3 separate regions of the Homo sapiens genome follow, and all the other regions are linked to region 2. A link is an interaction called in ENCODE POLR2A ChIA-PET data of the cell type or tissue named here. Cell type or tissue: HepG2. All regions are shown on one strand.

Evidence for each region. Peaks named below come from ENCODE experiments on the same cell type or tissue, not always from the same donor. Only the 100,000 strongest peaks of a DNase experiment are listed, where the experiment ranks them.
Region 1: POLR2A ChIA-PET joins it to region 2 with 6 read pairs; 18 of 35 experiments call an interaction of 5 or more read pairs at or near these places.
Region 3: POLR2A ChIA-PET joins it to region 2 with 5 read pairs; 5 of 35 experiments call an interaction of 5 or more read pairs at or near these places.

The regions. Positions count from the first base shown.
Region 1 is chr3:138,919,106-138,924,105 of GRCh38, reverse strand. No RefSeq gene overlaps it. Among named protein-coding and RNA genes, the nearest start is that of LINC01391, 22 kb to the left of the region's middle. RefSeq lists an enhancer at 552-601. In HepG2, CTCF peaks have their summits at 102, 483 (motif pointing right), 1,497 (motif pointing right) and 4,595; DNase peaks (open chromatin) are centred at 485 and 2,185.
Region 2 is chr3:138,861,090-138,866,089 of GRCh38, reverse strand. No RefSeq gene overlaps it. Among named protein-coding and RNA genes, the nearest start is that of PIK3CB, 29 kb to the right of the region's middle. RefSeq lists enhancers at 2,409-2,703, 2,780-3,321. In HepG2, a CTCF peak has its summit at 2,819; DNase peaks (open chromatin) are centred at 2,559 and 2,919; H3K4me3 peaks cover 577 bases.
Region 3 is chr3:138,684,007-138,689,006 of GRCh38, reverse strand. It overlaps PIK3CB (phosphatidylinositol-4,5-bisphosphate 3-kinase catalytic subunit beta), which reads left to right. Exons shown (of 24, transcript NM_006219.3): 16 at 33-132; 17 at 4,204-4,382. Among named protein-coding and RNA genes, the nearest start is that of FAIM, 78 kb to the right of the region's middle. In HepG2, no CTCF peak of the experiment used is centred here; DNase peaks (open chromatin) are centred at 16 and 2,046.

The DNA.
Region 1 (5,000 bases), 58 kb before region 2:
CTGACCACGCTGTTCAAGCTCCTGGATCCAGTTATACCTGAAGACTTGCCATGAGTTTTCAGTGACAAACCAATACACTTTCTTTCTTTCTTTTTATTTATTTATTTATTTATTGGAATTGTAAACAACTTAAGCTGAGTTTCCGTCATCTGCAATTGGAAGACTCCTAATACACTGGGCCTGTGTTACGGAGAAAAAAGCCACAGGCTGAGGCAGAAGAGTCCTCCTCAAGAAGGATCCCAAGAGTCCCAGGACCACAGGCAGCACTGCCTCCATGCCCAGGTCACAAGGTGCAACTCAGATCAGGGGAGGAGTGCTGGGGTGACAGCCTGGCTGCGAGGGACCACACAACTGTGTGGACCCTCTGGATCCTCGAGGACTGCAGCTTTGAGTGGCTGTCAGATGCACCCTGGGCAAGAACGTAACTCACAGCCATCACAGGCGTATAAAGCAATGGCAGAGTCACCACCCTCCACAAGGGGGCAGTGTGGTCCAAAGTGGAAGTAGGTGAGAGAAAAGCTTGTTACTCAAGAAACATCCCCTGTGGACTCCTGGAAGCACCCAGAGGAAGGGCAGTTTTGCAGTGAGCTGAGATCTTGCATTCTGTAGATGGAAACTGAAGCTGCTGATGCCTGGGTTAGGGCTGGGGGCCCCTAGCACCCACAGACAAGAGAAGCTCAATAGTTCCTAGTTTCAATAATTTTTCCTGAAGATGCCCTGGGAAGATGGCAGGTGCTCAGAGGAGATGATCATAGGCTGTACCTGTGACCCAGGCACACCAGCATGGCATGAAATTGAAGAGACGCCAGGCCCCAAGGACATGCAGCCCTGGGAGCAAATAACGTGGTAATAATATCCGAAGACTGACGTCCCAAGACCCCTGACAATAGGCAGGATGGGGGCTTAGAGTCAGAAATTGGATCATTTAAAGAAGGCCACGTAGCTGGGCTTGGTGGCACACATCTGTAGTCCCAGCTATTTGGGAGGCTGAGGCAGAAGGATTACTTGAGCCCAGGAGGTCGAGGCTACAGTGAGCTACGATTGTGCCACCCTACTCCAGCCTGGGCAACAGAGCAAGAGCCTGTCTCTAAAAAATAAATAAATGAAAAAGGGGACCACAACTAATGCTGTTTGTTTCACACTTGAGTTTGTAAAGCAATAGTAAATTCTCTATATCAGGGGTAAATAATAAATTTTCTATATCAGGGGTCCCCAATCCCCGGGCCACCAACTGGTACGAGTCCATGGCCTGTTAGGAACCGGGCCGCACAGCAGGAGGTAAGTGTGGCAGGTTAGCCAGTGAAGTTTCATCTGTATTTACAGCTGCTCCGAATTACCACCTGAGCTCAACCTCCTGTCAGATCAGTGGCAGCATTAGATTCTCATAGGAGTGCGAACCCTATTGTGAACTGTGCATGTGAGGGATCTAAGTTGCCCACTCCTTATGAGAATCAATGCCTGATGATCTGTCACTGTATCCCATCACCACTAGATGGGACCGTCTAGTTACAGCAAAACAACCTCAGGGCTCCCACTGATTCTACATCACGGTGAGTCGTATAATTATTTCATTATATATTGCAATGTAATAATAATAGGAATAAAGTGCACAATAAATGTAATGCACTTGAATCATCCCAAAACCACCCCCCACCCCCATGAAAAATTGTCTTCCGTGAAACTGGTCCCTGGTGTCAAAAAGGTTGGGGACCACTGCTCTATATGTGGTCTCTGCCCTCTCCAGGGCAAGCTGTCAGGAAAGGGCCTGGTGTGTCTGAGGGGACTTGGGAAGGGAATCCCAGTAGCAGAGACATGCAGGAGCCCAGCTTCTCCATGTCCTGGACTCTCTATCTCAGAGTACATGGGGTAAGGTCTGTGGCATTTTCTCAAGCCCTGGATAGGACAGCCACAATTCAGCCATGTGACCTCTCTCCTGAGCATAAATACAAGCGGCCCAACTTGGAACCACTTAAGAAGCAGAAACCAAACCCCAGCGAGATGGAAAGCACTTCACGCATCATCCAGCTCAACCCCCTCAGGGAGCCAAAAAACAAAATAAAATAAAATAAAATAGGCTGGGGCCTTGCCCAAGGTGGCATAGTGAACTGGTGACTCAGCCAGGAGCCAAAGCCAGGCCTCCTGACCACAAGTCTGGAGCTCTGTACCCTGTGCTGCAGGCCCTCTCTCCTGATGAAAATCTCCACATTCCAGATGAGGAAAAGGAAAAGATTTCTGCACCCTGCGTTTATCTTCACATCTGGACTTCACACTCTGGAATTCAATAGTGAGAGCTCATCACTGTCATTTCCTTGGGATAATGCCTATTGCCCTGACCCATAAAGCTTCAGTCTTACTTATTGCCCCAAACCAGCCCTAGCCACTACTGAGTTAGATGGTAACAACAGTAGCAATCATTTATTGAGCATTGTATTCATCAGCATTCTCCAAAGAAACAGAAACAATAGGAGTTGGAGAAGGGCTTATTTTAAGGAATTAACTCCTGCGATTGCAGGGACTGGTAAATCCAAAATCTTATTTTTTTCCTTCCGACAAGATGGCCAAAATCCAAAACCTATAAGGCATGCGAACAAACAGGAAACTCCGGCAAGGGCCCACACTGCAATCCTGAGTCCAAAGGCAGTCTGGAAGCAAAACTCCTACCTCTTCAGGGACATCAGTCTTTTCTATTAAGGAGGGTAATCTGCTTTACTCAAAGTCTACTGATTTAAGGCCAGGCACAGTGGCTCACCCCTGTAATCCCAGCACTTTGGGAAGCTGAGGAGGGGCATCAATTGAGGTCAGGATTTCAAGACCAGCCTGGGCAACATGGCGAAACTCCATCTCTCCTGAAAATACAAAAAAAAAAAAAAAAAAAAAAAAAATTAGCTGGGTGTGGTGGTGCGTGCCTGTGATCCCAGCTACTCGGGAGGGTGAGGCAGGAGAATTGCTTGAACCCGGAAGCTGGTGGGTGAGCCGAGATTGCTCCACTGCACTCCAGCCTGGGCAACAGAGTGAGATTCTGTCCCGAAAAATAAAAATAAAAAATAAAATTAAAAAATTAAAATAAAAAATAAAATCTACTGATTTAAGTGTTAATCATAGCTTTAAAAAAATACCAGCCAGGTACAGTAGCTCACGCCTGTAATCCCAGCACTTTGGGAGGCTGAGGCGGGTGGATCACCTGAGGTCAGGAGTTCAAGACCAGCCTGGCCAACATGACAAAACCCCGTCTCCACTAAAAATACAAAAATTAAGGTCGGGCGCGGTGGCTCATGCCTGTAATCCCGGCACTTTGGGAGGCGCAGGCGGGCGGATCACAAGGTCAGGAGATCGAGACCATCCTGGCTAACACAGTGAAACCCCGCCTCTACTGAAAATACAAAAAATTAGCCAGGCGTGGTGGCGAGCGCCTATAGTCCCAGCTACTCGGGAGGCTGAGGCAGGAGAATGGCGTAAGAAAACCCGGGAGGCGGAGGTTGTAGTGAGCCTAGATCGTGCCACTGCACTCCAGCCTGAGCGAGACTCCGTCTCAAAAAAAAAAAAAAAGAAAATTAACAGGGCATGGTGGCGGGAGCCTGTAATCCCAGCTACTGGGGAGCCTGAGGCAGGAGAATCACTTGAACCTGGGAGGCGGAGGTTGCAGTGAGCTGAGATCGCGCCATTGCACTCCAGCCTGGGCAACAAGAGCAAAACTCCATCTCCAAAAAAAAAAAAAAAAAAAAAAAAAAAAACCTTCACAGTAACATTTAGGCTACTTGTTTGACCAAAAATCTGGATACCATAGCTTATCCTAATTGACACATGAAACCATCACAAGCATTCCTCTGTGCCAGGCATTCAGATCATCTCAACAGCATTTTGAGACAGCCGTCATTATCCCCATCTTACAGAAGATAAAACCAAGGGCTTAAGTCCAAGTCCACGGGAAGTTGCGGACTATATCTGGAATTCCAGTCTCCCCTCCTTCCTTGTCCATGACTTCCCCCATCTCACCACTGGCTCTCACTCGGTTGCAAGAGCCCAAAAAGTGTGTCTAGGCCACAGGTTCTCAGCCACTGACGCACATTACAATCACTGAGAAAAACTCATCACTGAGTTTTTCTCAGAGATGAAGCAAACCAACAAACAAAAACCAATGTTCAGACCCTACCCCCAGAGAGTCTGATTGAGCTGGTCAGAGGTGGGCCCCTGAGCATCAGTATTTTAAGCTCTCCCAGGTGCTTCTAATGTGCAGCAAGGCTGAGAACCATGGTTATAGAAGGTGGGACAATGCAAAGCATGGGTCCCTCATCTCTTTGGAGTAAAGATTGCCCAGCAGAAAATAACCACAACCTAAATGAAATCAAGTAGCTATAAAATAGCCTGTGGGAAAAACTAGCAAATATATTTCCTTTCTCAGCATGAAATTGGCCATTTCCCCTCTCATTTTTCAAGCAGTGTACAGTGAGTATTTCTTTCATTATTTGGAGATACAAAAGAGTGAAACTGAGTTTAATTCATGTGGGCAACAGGCATTTGGTGAGCACTTGCTGAGTGTTGGGCAGCCAGCAGTCAGATCTAATGTGGTTCCTGTCTTTAGCCAGCAAGCCACTGAGGGGGGCAGTAAAGCCCATGAAACAACGTGGGAAGTGCAACGACAGAAACTTGTCCCAAAGGTGCCAGAGCCCAGAGATGGCGACCAGCAACAGGCTGGGCAGGTGAAACACTGGGTTTGACACTGTGAAGCCTGTATTTTGAGAGACTCACAACCACAATGAATATCCCTCCCTTTGTTGTCGAGGCCTTGAGTACTCGAGGCAGCAACCCAACTGTGAAGGGAACCAGCCAGGTCTACCAGCAGATCCTTACCTATTCTACCAGTCCTTGGTGAAATGAGAGAAGCTTACATTTAGAAGCTCTTGGTATTAAAATATCCCTTCTTTTCTGAATTGATAATAGAATTTGGCTTTGCTAATAATGTCCTGATGTGCCAAATCAACAATTGACAAGTCTGTGTGGTT
Region 2 (5,000 bases):
TTTGTTTGTTTTTTTGAGACAGAGTCTTGTTCTGTCACCCAGGCTGGAGTGCAGTGGCATGATCTAGGCTCACTGCAACCTCTGCCTCCAAGGTTCAAGCAATACTTGTGCCTCAGCCTCCCAGGTAGCTGGGATTATAGGCATGCACCACCATGCCCAGGTAATTATTTTGTATTTTTAGTAGAGACATGTTTCAACAAGTTTCACCATGTTGGCCAGGTTAGTCTCAAATTCCTGACCTCAAGTGACCTCCCATCTCGGCCTCCCAAAGTGCTGGGATTATAGGTGTAAGCTACTGTACCTGGCCTATTTTTTAAATTTTTCGAGATAGGGTCTTGTTCTATTGCCCAGGCTGGAATGCAGTGGCAGGATCACAGCTCACTGCAGCCTCAAACTCCTGGCCTCAAGCAATCTTCCTGCCTCAGCTTCCTGAGTAGCTGGGACTACAGGCACATGCCACCATGCTAATTATTTTCATTTCATTTCTTTTCTCTTTTTTTTTTTTTTGTGGGAATGGGGTTTCACCATGTTGCCTAGGCTGGTCTCCAACTCCTGGGCTCAAGCAATCCTCCTGCCTCAGTCTCCCAAAGTGCTTGGATTACAGTTCTAAGCCACTGTGCCCAGCCCTCTTCCTGTTTTTGGTACCCAGCTGCCCAGATAGTATGCTGAACACCACCCACTCCATATCCAGCACCAGAAGACAGCAGAATGACCTTAGTTTATAATGGCAAAAGAAATGCCCAGTTGAGCCCAGCCCAAATTGATGCCGACACAGAATGGCAAGTTAAATAGTTGTAGTTTACAGCACTACATTTGGGGCTAGTTTGATGTTATTTCTATTTTGTTAAAATAGGTGTGCACAATCCCAGCACTTTGGGAAGCCAAGGCAGGCAGATCACCTGATGTCAGGAGTTCAAGACCAGCCTGGCCAACATGGTGAAACCCTGTCTCTACTAAAATACAAAAATTAGCCAGGCATGGTGGTGGGCACCTGTAACCCAGCTACTCAGGAGGCTGAGGCAGCAGAATCGCTTGAACCCAGGAGGTGGAGGTTGCGGTGAGCCAAGATCGCGCCACTGCACTCCAGTCTGGGTGACAGAGCCAGACTCCGTCTCAAAAAAAAAAAAAAAAAAAATGGTATGCACATATAGAAGGAAAGTAGCATTGCTGTTTATACAAAAGAGAACTCACAGCCTTCTCTTTACCTGTGATGAAATTCAGGCAAAGAGACCTCTTGGCTAGGCAAGACTTACCATGGTCCCAACTACCAGCACAGGAAAAAATATATTGCAGAGAAAAGTTGTTTAAACAGTAAGGAAAATAAAGCCAGGCACAGTGGCTCATTCCTGTAATTCCAGCACTTTGGGAGCCTGAAGTGGGAGGATTGCTTGAGCCCAGGAGTTGGGGACCAGCCTGGAGAACACAGGGAGATCCCATCTCTACAAAAACCTTTAAAAATTAGCCAGGCTGGGGCGCCGTGGCTCTCGCTTGTAATCCCAGTACTTTGGGAGGCCGAGGAGAGCGGATCACTTGAGGTCAGGAGTTCAAGACCAGTCTGACCAACATGGTGAAAACCCATCTCTACTAAAAATATGCAAATTAGCCGAGCCAGGCCGGGCGCAGTGGCTCACGCCTGTAATCCCAGCACTTTGGGAGGCCAAGGCGGGCAGATCGCCTGAGGTCGGGAGTTGGAGATCAGCCTGACCAACATGGAGAAACCCCATCTCTACTAAAAATACAAAAAATTAGCTGGGCATGGTGGCGGATGCCTGTAATCCCAGCTACTAGAGAGGCTGAGGCAGGAGAATTGCTTGAACCCCAGAAGCAGACATTGCAGTGAGCTGAGATCGTGCCATTGCACTCCAGCCTGGGCAACAAGAGTGAAACTTCATCTCAGAAAAAAGAAAGAAAGAAATAATTAGCTGAGCCGGGGGTGGTGGCAGGAGCCTGTAATCCCAGCTACTCAGGAGGCAGAGACTGGGAGGCGGGGGTTACAGTGAGCCAAGATAGTGCCATTGCTCTCCAGCCTGGGTGACAGAGCAAGACTGCATCTCGAAAAAAAAAAAATTAGCTGGGTTGAGTGATACGTGCCTGTAGTCCCAGCTATGCAGGAGGCTGAAGTAGGAGGATCGCTTGAGGCAGGAAGGTAGAGGTTGCAGTGAGCTAAGATGGTGCCACTGCACTCCAGCCTGTGTGAGAGAGTGAGGCCCTGTCTCAAACACCAAAACAAAACAAAAAACACAAAATTATATGAACAAAATCACCCAACACAAATTTCTTCCCAAAGATGAAACTCTTTCTTCTGAGAGGCCCTAAACATGGCTGTTCAGCCACTATGAACTAATAAAGTTACACAGTGCTTGAGACCTGCTCTGGGTTATTTTCTGTGTTTCCAAGTCGAGTTAGGCTGGCTGATGCAACCCAATCCTGCCATCTCTTCACTAGCCATGAGTATCAGGTTGGCATGTGGAGTATACCTTCCTCAAAGGAATCAGTACCCGGTTGACCAGATCCCCACAGTGTTTCTCACTGTCTCCCATGAGTCACCAGGGCACACTCTGCATTTACAGCCCCGCCCATAACCAAGAAAGCTCTTCAGTTTCCTAGCTCCCTTCCCTGGCTTCTGCAGTAAGGTGTGACATTGACAATTATAATCTGGTACTTAGCCCTGTGGCTTCTGCTCTGTGCCAACCCTGGCTTTAGACAACCCTATGAAATCCTACAAAGGGTGGCATATCTGGCTGAAACCTCCCAGTGGGGGAAGGAAGGAGGGTTTAAGACAGCACTTTACTCAGTCTCCATGTAAATGAGCCCTTCCTGCAGGGGCCAGGGCCTCCTCAGTTTTCTGGGTCGGCATTGGACTTTGGACATTGGAACTGTCAGCAAGCCCTCTCACAGGAAAGGTGTTTGCCTTCCCAGTGGCAAACAGTCTATTATTCTAAACTTGGACGTGCTAGGACTGACTCATCCCTCCCTTGCGGCATCGATACTCGGTATCAGGCCACAGCCTAGCTGCAAAATCTCAGCTGGCTGGTAGTTTTCCCTCCTTCTCCGCCCACCCTGCTTCAACACGGTCCTTGATGCCAATCTCAAATTTCCCTGGTGGCTCAGCGCCCCAATTCAGCACTGAAGTTTTTACTTTTTTGCTTTCCCACACAAGCAAATATTTGTTAGTAATTTCCCAGCTCTTCATACTCTTGTGATTTCTTTAACCCACCTTTTGTAACCCGCTTTCCCTCTGCTCCAGGGTCTTGGTCATTACCTCTTCTAACTCAATTACATGACTTTCTTTTTTCCCACTTCCTCTTTCCTTCCATTGTTATGCAGGCGGAGGGGAGGGTGCTAAATGCACAAAAAGGAGAATTGGATTAGGTAGCAGGATATCTCACTGCTCTCTTCCTGGTTCTGCCCTGACCCTGAGTTCTCACTTTAATAAGCCGCACACCCACTCCACATGCTGTCTTCCCACTTGCAATGAGCCAGCAGTGTGGGAGAAATCAGTAAGAGTGCCTTGGCAGTGGCTCTGACGGAGGGTGGGGTGGATTCTGGGAGAATTCAAAGGTGGTGGCACCTTGTTACCATTTACTCAGGTGAGCTGGAGATTCTGATATTACAAAACAACAAACTCGACAGAAAGGAAGAAAACAGTAATGTTGGGAAGAAAAACAGTTTGGTTCAGGGATGTCAATGCTGGGAAAATTTGTATAAAATATCTGTCTGGAACTAGTCTTTCAAATAATGACAATCATTCTTTTGAGGGGACAGACACCCCTTGGAAAATCTGATGAAGGATATAGACTCCAGAAAATCACCGGGAAAATGTATATAAATGAAGTCAGGCACAGTGGGGTGCCTCTGTAGTCCCAGCTGCTGGGGAGGCTGAGGCGGGAGCCTCCTTGAGTCCTAGAGGCACACGAACGCCTTTAGGAAGCGGGTATAAGGAGCAGAGAACTGTAAGCAGGGCTTCCCTTCTTTGTAAATCTCATCTAGAGTTCAGGGCAGTTCAGAGAAAGCATTCATTTGTTCATTCATTCAACAAGTAACTCTTTGAGAAACTTCCAAGTGTCAAGCCCCATGCTGGGCCACATTGTGAGGCAGAAGGAGGTGAATCAGACACAGTGCCTGCTCCCGGGACACTCACGGTCTGGTGGGGGATACCAAGATAGAACAGGCAATGAGTGTACAGTGATGGCAGAGGTAGCAGAGAGAACTGTGGGAGCCTGGGGGTGGGGGCAGGGGCAGAACTACTTCCTACAGTTCCCTCTTCCCACAGCAATCTGGTCCTATACCTCTCTGACTACAAAGCAAAACAGTTAAAAAAAAAAAAAAAATCCAAGTATTCCCTGAGGTGCTACTCTGAGCTGTCCATGTCAGAGCTCTCACCCACACTGTGGCCCCATCCAGCTTTCACCTCTCAACTGGGATGGAGCCTGTGAACCCTCTCTCTCCTCACAGGCTCCCCAGGGTGCTGCCAAAGGCCTCACAGCCAACATACCCCCTATACCATCAAGGGCAGCTCCTCCTCCCCAGACCAGCTTTTGAATAAATTACCAACCCCCTTTGCACTTCCTTCTTTCTGTGCTTAAACCTTATTCATTTTATTTATTTATTATTATTATTTTAGACACACAGTCTCACTCTGCTCCCAGGCCGGAGTGCAGTGGCGTGATCATAGCTTATCGCAGCCTTGAACTCCTGGGCTCAAGCGATCCTCCCACCTCAGACTCTGGAGTAACTGGGATTACAGGTGTGAGCCACCATGTACAGCTCCTATTCCTTTTAATAGTTGAGCTGCAGGGAAATAAGGAGTAATGAAAATAGCTAGCTTTAAGGAAGTTAGAGATTTGCAAGAAACCTGAAGTGTCCTGGTAAGAGCTGGTCCTTTTATTCACAGCATCCAAAGGCTGGGGCTGGGCTGGGCTTCCTTACACTTCTTCCCTGACTTCTCCCTTCTTAGGGGTTTTAGGGGAAAGCATCCAGCTCCAAGTTTGGGCATCAGC
Region 3 (5,000 bases), 180 kb after region 2:
CAAACTGTTCAGATATCATTAACTTTCTGCAGGTCAGAAGTGCACATTCCTGCTGTCTCAGTACAATTTGGTGTCATCCTTGAAGCATACTGCCGGGGAAGTGTGGGGCACATGAAAGTGCTTTCTAAGCAGGTATCAGCTTGTTTTATTTATTCATTTTTTCTTTTTTTGACAGACAACGTTTAAAGCATGAATATCAGCTTGTTTTAATCTTCATGTTCAATTTGGTACTTGGTGTTTGATCAGTTTTATCAAATGCCATTTCTCCCACCACATTATTTCATAGAAGTCTCAGTAACAGACAACCTGATGAATACATTCTTTTGTCAAAATTTAAGTCAAAAAATGAAGTTTCAATGAACTTAGCACAAAAATATTAACTGAATGCTACCTGAAAAATAATTACTCGGCATTCCTAATATATTCTATATTAATCCCAAAGTGCTAAGAAATGCAGATGTGAACCACCACACCCAGCCCCACCCTTTTTTTTTTTTTTTTTTTTTGTGACAGAGTCTCGCTCTGTTGCCCAGGCTGGAGTGCAATGGCACTATCTTGGCTCACTGCGACCTCCGCCTCCCGGGTTCAAGCGATTCTCCTGCCTCAGCCTCCCGAGTAGCTGGGACTACAGGCATGCGCCACCATGCCCAGCTAATATTTTGTATTTTTAGTAGAGACAGGGTTTCACTGTGTTGGCCAAGCTGGTCTTGAACTCCTGACCTCGTGATCCGCCCGCCTCGGCCTCCCAAAGTGCTGGGATTACATGTGTGAGCCACCGTACCTGGCTGCCCCACCCTATTTTTATATCAGATTCCTAATTTCCAGTTAAACTACTCTTTTCTAATTCATTTGCATTGCCAGAAGAACTCTCATAGGCTTCCATTAGGTGTTTTTAATATTTAGGATTTTTCATGATGTTAAAAACTTTTTCTGATCCCTTACTTTTGAAAAGCCCATTAATGATTGTAATAATAGCTAATGTTTATTCATCACTTATTATGGGTCATTTATTCTTAACAACAACATGGAATCAATATTATTAATCCTCTGAATTTTATAGAACCCTGAAATATATCTCACATCTCTGCCTATTTCCCTTGTGTTCATGGCTACCATCCTAGTCCAAGCTACTATTCTTTTTCACTGGACTTCTTCATTAACTATCTAAATTGTACCCCGTGTTTCCCTTCCTACATCTCCCCCAACATTCTATACACAGAAGATAAAGTGACATTTTAAAAATGTAGACTGTGGCCAGATGCAGTGGCTCACACCTGAAAACCCAGCACTTTGAAAGGCTAAGGTGGGAGGATCACTTAAGCCCAGAAGTTTGAGACTAACCTGCACAACATAGTGAGACCCATCTCTAGAAAAAATTAGAAGGTGGCTTGCAACTGTAGTCCCAGCTACTTGAGAGGCCGAGGTGGGAGGATTGCTTGAGCCCAGGAATTTGAGGTTGCAGTGAGCTATGATTTGATTGTACCACTACACCCTAGCCTGGGCAACAGAGCAAGACCCTGTCTCAAAAAAAGAAGTAGATTGTATTACATCATTTCCCTTTTAAAATCCCTTCAATAATTTTTCATTGCACTATGAGTAAAATTCAAATTTTCTGCCAAAGCCTGTTAGGCCATACTTAGTCATAACTTGCTTATTGTCATCATATAACCATTTTCCACACTGCATATTTTCTGGGAGCCTCAGCTTGATGTTAAAGACAATAAAAGGATGATATATGTATGAACAAATTATTCTAACTCCTGTTTTTTTTTTTTTTTGATTGATGAATTGTGAGAGGAAGACTTTACCCTGTACATAGCTGTTCTTGTTATTACTATAAACTTACAAAAGGACAAGGTGTTGAAACACTTAAAGTATTAGACTTATGTCCATGGGGTATTCAGGACACTGTTCCAGGAAGTGTGGATATCAACACAATTAGAGATGGAGCATGAAAACTTTCAACTGTACAGACATGGAAGAAGTTTCAAATTTCACATACTTGTAAAAAGTTCCTGTTTGCTTAGCCCAGTTTTTATCTGGTTGCCTTGTCACCAGTGTTTGTACAGCTCCTGAAACTGTTGAGAAGTAGAGTGATCTGTGGTTTTAACAGATGGCTAACTTGGTAAGTTTCAGCCATCTCAATTTTATCATCAAGCTGCATAGGTCCTTCCTAGTTTCCTGTGAGCAAGGTCTCAGCCTCTGTGGAAACTGCATGCTTGAATTCATCTCCCTACATAGTCTTAGTGGTTTCCTTGCATAGAAGCAGAATTTAAAAATGAAAACATGTTATAAATTAAATCTCTTGTTCATGGAATTTCAAGCCACATTGTTTATATTTGTGATAGACATATTTTATATGCTTGTTACGGTATACTTTTTAATTCTATTTTTAACATTTGTTTTTTCCAGTTTTAATGATATACTTGTAAAATAAGCTGCTCCTTCTTTATGCGTGGCTGAAGTTGTTATGAATTTTATGTACTGTGACATAAAAGACCCTCAGTTATTAAATAATAAAGTTGAATTTTATTTGTTGTTATTATTTATTTATTTATTTTATTTTTTGTGATGGAGTCTCACTCTGTCACCCAGGCTGGAGTACAGTGGCATGATCTTGGCTCACTACAACCTCTGCCTTCCAGATTCAAGTGATTCTCCTGCCTCAGCCTCCCTAGTAGCTGTGATTACAGGTGTGCGCCACCACGCTTGGCTAATTTTTGTATTTTTAGTAGAGAGGAGGTTTCACCATATTGGCCAGGCTGGTCTTGAACTCCTGACCTCAAGTGATCCGCCCACTTCAGCTTCCCAAAATACTGGGATTACAGGCATGAGCCACTGCACCTGACCCTGATTTATTTATTTTTTGAGACATAGTCTCACTGTGTTGCCCAGGCTGGAGAGTGTAGTGGTACGATCTTGGCTCACTGCAGCCTCCAGCTCCCAGGTTCCAGTGATTCTCCTGCCTCAGCCTCCTGAGTAGCTGGGATTACAGGTGCACACCACCGTGTCTGGCTAATTTTTGTATTTTTAGTAGATAGGGGGTTTCTCCATGTTGGCCAGGCTGGTCTTGAACTCCTGGCCTCAACTCATCCACTTGCCTCAGTTTCCCAAAGTGCTGGGATTACAGACGTGAGCCATCACACCCAGCCTAAAGTTGAATTTTAAACATAATGGTTTTGATTTAGTTGGCCATTGTTGATACACCTTGTACTACTTGCATAAGTTTTTTTTTTTACTTGCATAAGTTTTGATAGCCATAGTTATTATAAAAACAAGTAATTTAGATTTGAATAACAAATAGCATGTCTATATTCACACTTTATTATAAAATAATTCGTTCTAGCTATGCTGTTAATGGAAATAGAATATATTGAGATATCATACAAGAGTGATGACAAGAAGTAGATATTAAGGTTGAATAGCAAGAACCTCAGAGTTACTTCTACATAGGTTTTTCTCTAATACTAGGAAGTTGGCCAAATGGACTGGTTTAGGTTAGTGATGTCTCAAATTCTACTATACAATGAATTGCAGAATTTTGAGTAGTTTAAGTTTCATATTTATCTTCTTTCTTTCTTTCTTTTTTTTTTTTTTTTTTTTTTTTTTTGAGACAGTTTCTCACTCTCTTACCCAGGCTGGAGTGCTGCAGTGGCTTAATCTTGGCTCACTGCAACCTCCACCTCCAAGGTTAAAGCGATTCTTATGCCTCAGCCTCCCAAGTAGCTGGGATTACAGGCAAGTGCCACCATGCCCAGCAAATTTTTGTATTTCTTTTTGTAGAGATAGGGTTTCGCCATGTTGCCCAGGCTAGTCTCAAACTCCTGACCTCAAGTGATCCAGCTGCCTCAGCCTCCCAAAGTGCTGGGCCACATTTATCTTCTTAAGTACCCATAGTGCGCACCTGGCCCACATTTATCTTAAGTACCCATAATCTAAGTCTGCTTTTCTCGAATTTGTAAGATTTTGTTTAAGAAAAGGTTTAAAGAAAGTTTGAAAATGATGCTATAACAACTGTTAAAAATAAGTTTATTGTATGTAAAATGCTTTTCGTAAGTCAGACACTATTTTTACTTCAGCTGGTTATGTGTGTTTATGGTTATGTGTATATGTTGGGAGCAGGTGTTATTGATTGATATGATCACATGATATTATATTACTTTTAGTCAAATGAATTTTTGGTGTGGGGAACTTATTTTTCAGGTTGAAGCACTCAATAAGTTAAAAACTTTAAATAGTTTAATCAAACTGAATGCCGTGAAGTTAAACAGAGCCAAAGGGAAGGAGGCCATGCATACCTGTTTAAAACAGAGTGCTTACCGGGAAGCCCTCTCTGACCTGCAGTCACCCCTGAACCCATGTGTTATCCTCTCAGAACTCTAGTAAGTGACTGTGCTTTGCGCAGTGAATCTCCTATGAATAGCAAGCAGAAAGTCACTGCCTTATGGGAGTAGTAGGGCCAGCTGTCAGCCTCAGGAAGTAGAATATAATTAAGGAAGGAAAATCTTAAAAGTTCTCCGAGGCTATGCTTATATTCAATAGGATGTATGCTTATCAGCTAAACTTACCAGTGGATTTAGTGAAAGTTATTACAAATGAATTTATATTTCAATTATATGTAATTAAATTTATTTTCTATATTACTGATTTTTAAGAGTTGACAATCCTAATAAGCAAAATGTTGCAAACTGTAGTAAATTATTTACTGATTGATTTTCCTATTTTAAAATAAGATCTTGTCTTGAGTGAATTTGGCAACTTATTTCTCACTTTCTCATTCCCTACAAAAGTAATAATGGAAAATAATAGTCTGTATTCAGTATATTATCAGTATTCAAATGAATCCCTTGTTAAGAAATCAAGAATGGTCTCAAAATAGTTCTAATTTTAATCCAATGATTTGTTCTAATTTTTTATTCACTAAATGTAATAATGTAAAGTTAAGCAAATAAAAGGAAACGAGAGAAGGAATGTTAAGTGGAGAAGGTGAGAAGGGCCAA